2 separate regions of the Homo sapiens genome follow, and region 1 is linked to region 2. A link is a contact called in ENCODE Hi-C or POLR2A ChIA-PET data. All regions are on one chromosome and are shown on one strand. The core of a region is the stretch at or near the end of the contact, and the rest is flanking DNA. Distances in the headings are between cores, read along the strand shown.

The links. A loop is a pair of places that touch in the nucleus more often than their neighbours do. ChIA-PET counts read pairs that join two places held with the same protein, here RNA polymerase II (POLR2A).
Region 1: a loop to region 2 is called in a map of Caco-2, with 2.3 times the contacts of the local background. The contact joins two enhancer-like sites. A Hi-C loop is called at or near these places in 1 of 168 maps with a recorded cell type or tissue (Caco-2). POLR2A ChIA-PET finds 5 or more read pairs at or near these places in 4 of 52 experiments (CD8-positive, alpha-beta memory T cell, H1, OCI-LY7 and 1 more).

The regions. Positions count from the first base shown.
Region 1 is chr7:26,180,109-26,183,733 of GRCh38, reverse strand. NFE2L3 (NFE2 like bZIP transcription factor 3) reads right to left here. Exons shown (of 4, transcript NM_004289.7): 3 at 1-33. Among named protein-coding and RNA genes, the nearest start is that of HNRNPA2B1, 19 kb to the left of the region's middle. RefSeq lists an enhancer at 2,631-2,925. Within about 2 kb of position 1,318, at least 4 of the 41 ENCODE cell types and tissues checked have a DNase peak (open chromatin) inside an H3K27ac peak, as active enhancers do.
Region 2 is chr7:26,003,637-26,007,757 of GRCh38, reverse strand. All of the region lies in intron 6 of LOC105375199 (a long non-coding RNA gene), which reads left to right. Among named protein-coding and RNA genes, the nearest start is that of MIR148A, 56 kb to the right of the region's middle. Within about 2 kb of position 1,862, at least 3 of the 41 ENCODE cell types and tissues checked have a DNase peak (open chromatin) inside an H3K27ac peak, as active enhancers do.

The sequences.
Region 1 (3,625 bases), core at 69-2,568, 180 kb before region 2:
AGAGAAAGAAGTATCTGTCCCATTCAGATGTCTCTGTAGAGAAACACAAAAAGTGCATCTTTCACATAAAAGACTGAACTGGTTGGGGCTTTAGGCTTTATCTTTAAAGGATCACCAGGTATTATTTCCACACTGGATTTTTATGCTATTATGTTCCTTGGTTGGAAGTTCTACTTTTTATTATATTTTGAGACGGATCTCACTCTGGCCCAGAATGGAGTGCAGTGGTGCAATCTCGGCTCACTACACCCTCTGCCTCCCAGGTTCAAAGGATTCTCCTGCCTTAGCCTCCGGAGTAGCTGGGATTACAGCTGTGCACCACCACGTCTGGCTAATTTTTGTATTTTTAGTAGAGACAGGGTTTCACCATGTTGGCCAAGTTGGTCTCGAACTTTTGACCGCAAGTGATCCACCCACCTAGGCCTCCCAAAGTGCTGGGATTACAGACGTGAGCCACTGCAGCTGACCTATTTCTCTGATTATGGTACTCAGTATTTCAACATGCATACTTAAAAGTCCAAAGCTAATCAGTATTTCTATTCCTACCATAAACAACTTCCATGTAATTTTTGGCTAATTGTTAGTTTCAGCTTATTTTGCCCCTCCATAGCCAGCCCTCCCAGTTGGTTACACAATTATATAATTTTGGCCAGGTGTGGTGGCTCACGCTTGTAATCCCAGCACTTTGGGAGGCCAAAGCAGGCAGATCGCCTGAGCCCAGGAGTTGGAGACCAGCTTGGGCAACACAACAAGACCGTTTCTACAAATTAAATTAGCTGGGTGTGGTGGTGTGCACCTGTGGTCCCAGCTACTCCGGGATGGTGAGGCAGGAGGACTGCCTGAGTCCAGGAGGTTGAGGCTGCAGTGAGTCGTGACAGCGCTGCCACACTCCAGCCTAACAGAATGAGATCTCGTCTCAAAAAATATTTTTACAGTCAATACTTATTTACATTTACTCCAATTTGTTTTTTTAAAACCAATTTATCGATGCTTCATCTCACTCCTGGCCTTTATGCTTTAGCCTCTTTCTAGTTGAAAGAACTCTTCAGAGTTCTTTTTAGAGAGGACCTGAGCAGTAAACCCAGTTTTTGTTACATGGAATTATTTTGAGACAGTCTTGTCCTGTCGCCCAGGCTGGAGAGCACTGGTGAGATCTCAGCTCACTGCAATCTCCGCCTCCTGGGTTCAAGTGATTGATTCTTGTGTGTCAGCCTCCCGAATAGCTGGGACTACAGGCATGTGTCACTGCGCCTGGCCAATTTTTATATTTTTAGTAGAGCTGGCGTTTTGCCATGTTGGCCAGGCTTGTCTTGAACTACTGACCACAGGTGATCCACCTGCCTTGGCCTCACAAAGAGTTGGGATTACAGGCATGAGACACCATGCCCGGCCTACATGGAATTATTTTGCCTTCATGCTTAAATGATGAGTTAACTGGTAAAAATATAAGGTTTAATGTTTTCCCTCAGTACTCTGTCTTATGGCATTTATTACTACTGGTAAGTTTGCTCTCAGTGTTATTTATAATGAAACTTTTCTATCTCAGGTAATTTAAAAAATGTTTCTTCTTAGTTCTTGACGTTCTGTTTCAATCTGGTATGTCTAGGACTTAATTTGTTTTCGTTAGGAGCTCTGTGTAGTCCTTTAATCTGAGGACTTTTCTGGAAATATTTTGCCATAAACTCATTTTAAATATTGCTTATCTTTCATATTTTATAGTTTCTTCTGGGACTCCTATTAGAAGTAACTTAGATTTTTCTCTTCTATCATTGTCTCAATTTTGCTTTCATATTTTGCATCTTCTCTGGTATATTCTAGATAATTTTCTTAGATCTTTCTTCCAACTTACCCTTTTCCTTAGCTGTTCACATCACTTCCACTGAATTTTCAATGAAAATGACTTTTTTCATATCTAGAATTTCATTTGGGCTCTTTTCTAGATCTTTTTCTTTTTTCATGATAGTCTGTTCTTGCCTTATAGATTCTGTTCCTATGAACAATTTAAACACTGATTTAGAGTCTTTTTCAGAGGACTAGGAATCCTGACTTTTGCATATGCTGACTCATGGCTATTTATGTCATTTTTAATTCTTAAAAGGTGAGCATTTTGGGGAGCAGTTTTGCATTTTTCTTTTCAAGAACCAGTGTTTATATCATTTTCCAGACTGTACTTTCTCTTGGCCGAGGATTCTTGATGGTGATGGTAGTGTGCATTCAGATCTTATATCTAGCTTTGGGGCCCCCACTGGGGTTCTGATTTCTAAAGGGTAGCTAGAATTGTACCAGTCCCCATTTCCTAGATATTCTTCCAGAGTTGTCATCTGGAAGAATGGAAATGCCAGTGATTCACTGGTCTAACTCATTTCTGTTTTATTTCAACAAGCTTTAAAAGCACCTACTAAGTAATAGCCCAATAAAAGAACAGAAATATCTTGTCAGAGCTACTATAAGAAATGTGGCTGGGTGCAGTGGCTCACACCTGTAATCCCAGCACTTTGGGAGGCCAAAGTGGGCAGATTGCTTGAGCCCAGGAATTTGAGACCAGCCTGAGCAACATGGTGAAACCCCACTTCTACTGAAAATACAAAAAATTAGCTGGGCATGGTGGTGTGCACCTATAGCCCCAGTTACTTGGGAGGCTGAAGTGGGAGATCACCTGAGCCCAGGAGGTTTAGGCTGCAGTGAGCCATGACAGCGCCACTGCACTTTAGCCTGGGTGACAGAGTGAGATCCTGTCTCCCCCGCCGCCTTCCTCAAAAAAAAAAAAAGTGTTAAGTACACGAAGATGTGACGTAAATGCTCAGGCTAGGAACATGGAGATAACACAATGAGGAACCAAGCCTGATAAGAATTAGGCACAAATGCCTGGCTTTGAATGATTAATATGTTTCTGAAAAGTTTTGTCCAAATTGATGTTTGTCCTATGTCAAATTACATTTTAAATTCTCTCCAAGGAAGCTCCCTACTTCATTTGTCTCCTCATTAATATTTAGTAAGTGCCTAGTCTGTGCCTAGCAGTGAATTAGTTTGTTACAGTTCTTGCTTTTCTGGGAAGCCCAGTGAGGGAGTAAAGACGAAGACATACCTGGGAGAAAGGCAATATACAATTCAGTGTTAAATAAGTGAAAGACTAGTGAAAACATCTTTTCCCTCAAACAGAGCTGTGAATACTCAGGGAAGTGGGCAGAAATGTTGTCCTCTTCAACATATATATGGTTCTGTCAGTATTTTAATATAAAAGTCCATGGGTAATGATTTGACAATACAGTATGTATGCTGTGGGGAGAGTGGTAAAACCATACAATGCATCCATTAATTAGGAAATAGATAAGTCAGAGGAGCTGGGGAGAATACCAGCTGGGAAAAAAGAACAGGCAGTTGCCAAATGCCAGGTTGCAATTGAGGGTTACAAAAGGGTTAAAGCTCCACTGGTCAGAGTGAAAATGGGAGGGTTCCTTGGGGTGTGCTCTCTACCCCCTCCCCTTCATCTGAAGAATGTCAAAAAGGGCCTCAAGGAGACCACTTAGAACTCAGTGTGTGTTTTCCGCAGTTTGGGGACACAGAAGCTTAGTGTCCTGTTTTTGCCTGGGAAATATAAACGATGAGAAACCATGCAAGAGCCATA
Region 2 (4,121 bases), core at 613-3,112:
CTGTTGATTGGAAGCCAGCTGTACATTATTTTTGCCTCGCTCAAGGATCTCTGAGAAGGAACACTGGTCCTGCAATTGTTAGCCTTTGCTTTATCTTCATTCTTGTTTTTTCAGGTGCAGTGAGGCCTTGGGAAACAGCCTGCTTAGCCCAGAGGTAGAGGAGAGGGTTTCATCCATTCACTCATTCAGCAAATATTTATGGAGCACAAATGACATGCTTGGCATAGAGGCATATATCATTCCTTCCCAACGGGAGCTCTGTCTTCTTGAGATGACACTGCAATACACATGAAGTTCTAACTTGGCACTCTGTGTGAAAGGGAGTTGTATAGGAATGAGCATGGTTTTGGAGGGAGCCTCGCTGGCATTGAATGCTGGCTCAGCCACTAACTGGTTGTGTGACCTTGGATGGTTAGCTTAACCTCTTAGAAACTCAGTTTCCTCATCTGTAAAATTGAGTGATGGCCTGCTCTTCCCAGAGTTGTTATTTTCTATTGCTCTTGGGCACCCACTTGGCTGGGTAGCCTAAGGATGGGTGGGTGGAGGTGGAGGGGTCAGGTCCCTCAACTTGCCACTGATGGGATCTTACTTTCTTCAGGCCTTGAGATCTCAGTGTGAAATAGCTGTCTCTGGGATAGGTGCTCAGTTTTCCAGCCTCTTCCCTTGCCATCCTCTCCAAGCGGTGTCTAGGGCTGATGCAGTAGTTCTCAACCTACTACAGTGTTTGTCTTCAGGGGACATTTGGTGTCCCGAGGTGTTTTTGATGATCACTACTGAAGAGGGGAGGGGAGTGCTACTGGCATCTGGTGGGTAGGGGGCAGGGATACTGCTAAACATTCTACAATGTGTAGGCAGCCTCCATCAGTGAAGAATTATCTGGTCCAAACGTCAATAGTGCTGAGGTGACCACAGAGTAGTAGATCTCATGACAGGGATCTTATTGCTGCAGTCCATGGAGCTGGTGCAGCTTCTCTCCCGTTTACCTGGCTCTCCACCTTAGCTCTCCCTAGCAATGCAGACCTTTTTGAATTTCAGCTTTGACCTGTAACTGACCTGTCTGGTAGAGTTGCCTCACCCCTTATCACCTTATCTCCTGGACTCTCCACTCCCCTTTGCTCCATAGGAACCAGTGTTGGTGAGGGACACTTACTCAGGACTCTTCCCTACCTGACTTACACTGGGCTGCCACTTCCACCCCGCTGTGCCTACCCTGTACTGGCAGGGTGACGCCCAGGACTGGAGTCACCTCCTGCAGTTCCCAATGAAGAGCAGAGTATCAAGATCCCTCACCTTCCAGCCTTCCCCCAATCCAGCTGAAGCCCGGCTCCACCCCGTACCAGGATTCCCATCCAGAGGTGGATGAGGGGGCAGGATTCAGGGTCCAACTGTCTGCTGCCATCCATCAGCCCATCCTTCATCGGCTCCATCTTCTTCCTCTTGGACCCGAGAGGCTTGCTTTGACTTCCCATCCTGCCTGGCTCGTATTCTTGTCCATCCAGAATGGCATTTCTTCTCCCTCTTCCCTGGAGCTATGGAATGTGTGCAGGGAATGTGACTAGGGCGTGGGATGAAAAAACACACCACTCATAGTTTCCAAATATTATTCCTGTTACACAGTCTACGTGGCATATATTCTCCCAGGCTTCCTAGCACAGGCGAGACCATGAGACCGTGGAGTGCCTTCGGTGAGAATTATCATTTCTCTCACTCTGGGAACACAGCAAAGGAAGTGATAGAGAGATAGGATGGCAGCTTCTCAACATATGTCTGTGAATGTATCATTCCTCAGTTTCTCCAGGAAACTCTTTCTTCACTTCCCTGAGTTAGGGCGGTGCCCCTGATGACGTCACGTGGGCCTTTCCAAGACTTTGAGCAGCAGCAGGTCAGGTCAGCACCTGTGCACTGTTTGCCTGGTTTATCTTGTTTTCTATGGGAAAAGCTGCAGCTGTTAACTCTTAATAAAGAGTTAACAGCAGTCACCTCATGACAGAGGTTGAGACTTTGGCCATGTGTTTTATTTAATAACAGTGCTCTACTCTGCTTCTGCCAAGCTATCTTTGGGAAACGTGTCTCAAGCATTGTGCTAATCTTACTGTGAACTCTTGAAATCTTAAAATAAGAAAAGATATACACATATATATCTCTTAAGAAAACATTATTTCATTACACTATAATTTTTGATTTCAGTAATTATGATTTGGCAAATTTATTTTTATCTTGCAAGTGGCAAAATGCAATTAAATGATATCAAGTGTAAAAGAGAAATAATGACGTTTTCTTTCCATAAATCATTTGAAAAAACTGTAGGACTTTATATTCTTTTAATAGTTTTTGCAATTTAAGCCTCGTGTTTATACCACTTTATGAAGGTGATTTTTTTAAAAGCATAAGTTTGTTTTACTATAAATTATAATTCTGTAAACATCAGAAATGCAAACTTGTGGACTTCTGTTCATGTTTATATGTCAACATACTTAAGTGCCAGCAGAAGTTCTGTGATCAATAAGACACAATTTATATGCATTATTTTGAAGCGTCCTTGGCTGGAAATGTTGGTTGGCAATATCCAAATTATGGCTGAATATGAACGATGATAATCAATAAGAAGGGTAACATCAATATGGCTGTGGTGGCAAGCTCTGTTTCAGCAGGGGAAGTAAAGCAGCTATTGATTTGAATGAAGCAGATAAACCTAACCATAATTTTAAGTAGACTGGTGGGTCCAACTGAGAGTTTTATGATGCTAAAATTAACCCTTGTGTTGCTAGGGGCATGTAATTGCTGCTAGCAGTCTTGTGTGATTTTGTGTAAAGTTTGCCCCTACAGTAAATTTAGACCCAATGAAATAGCTGAAGTATTTTGTTTGCATTTGGAGTTAACAAATAAAATATACCAGACTTTTATTCTGATATCTAGTAATGTCAATCAAGAAGATAAACCAATGCAATTTATTAAATATCTTGAATTTAGGTTGCGTTTTAATCTTAGGTCAATGATTTCCATCTCTGACTGCTATTACCTGGAGAACTTGAAAAACAAAACTAAGCAGCAGACCCATTGAATCAGTCTCTCTGGGTCCTGGGCATGGGTATTTTAAAAAATAAACGATGATTTTGATATGCATCAGGGATTAGAACTTCTGACAAATAATCTTGTGAAGGAAAGCTTTAAGTAGTTCAACTAGTTTGCAATCCAATTAGTTTCTATTATAGTTTAATTTTAGCTGAAGTACAGGTAGTCTTTTTTATTTTTTTTTAAAAAAAGCAATCTGTGTAAGATCAAAGGCGGGTGTAACTTAGATATCCTCAGGGTGTCTGTGGCATTCACAACAATGGGTGAGCCTCATGATGGTCACCTGGAAATATTTCAGTTGATCAATCCATCAAGATGGTGAGGATCTGTGTTCTCAGTGAGCCCTTTCCTCCTCATGAGGTTGGAGTCGCTTCTGAGGGATTCCCTGAAAGAGCTAAAAGACTGTGAGTATAAGGTATTAAAAAAAAAAAAAAGAAAGAAAGAAAAAAGAAAAGACTGTGAGTATAAGGTATTAAAAAAAAAAAAAAGAAAGAAAGAAAAAAGAAAAGACTGTGAGTATAACGAATCAGGTTTTGCATCTCATTCCTGCCACCTACTTGTCCTGCCCCAGGGCTGTGGTCTGTAGATCCCCAGCATCACCAGGTGCAGGGTAGCAATGCAGAGTAGCAATGCAGAGTCTCGGGCCCTACCCAGAACCATGAACCCGATTCTGCTTTGTAAATCCCCTCTGCTTCCTGGCAGGGTGTTTGGGAGGATCAAGTGCATGATATAAAAGTATCTTTGTATTTTTTATTGTAGTAAAATACACATAAAATTTTACCATTTTAACCATTTTTAGGTGTGCAGTGGCATTATTCACATTGTTGTGCAACCATCACCACCATCTAGCTCCAGAACTTTTTCTTTTTTTTTTTTTTGAGACAGAGTCTTGCACTGTCACCAGGCTGGAGTGCAGTGGTGTGATCTCAGTTCACTGCAACCTCCGCCTCCCTGGTTCAAGCAATTCTCCTGCCTCAGCCTCCTGAGTAGCTGGGACTACAGGCGTGCACCACCACACCCAGCTAAGTTTTGTATTTTTAGTAGAGACA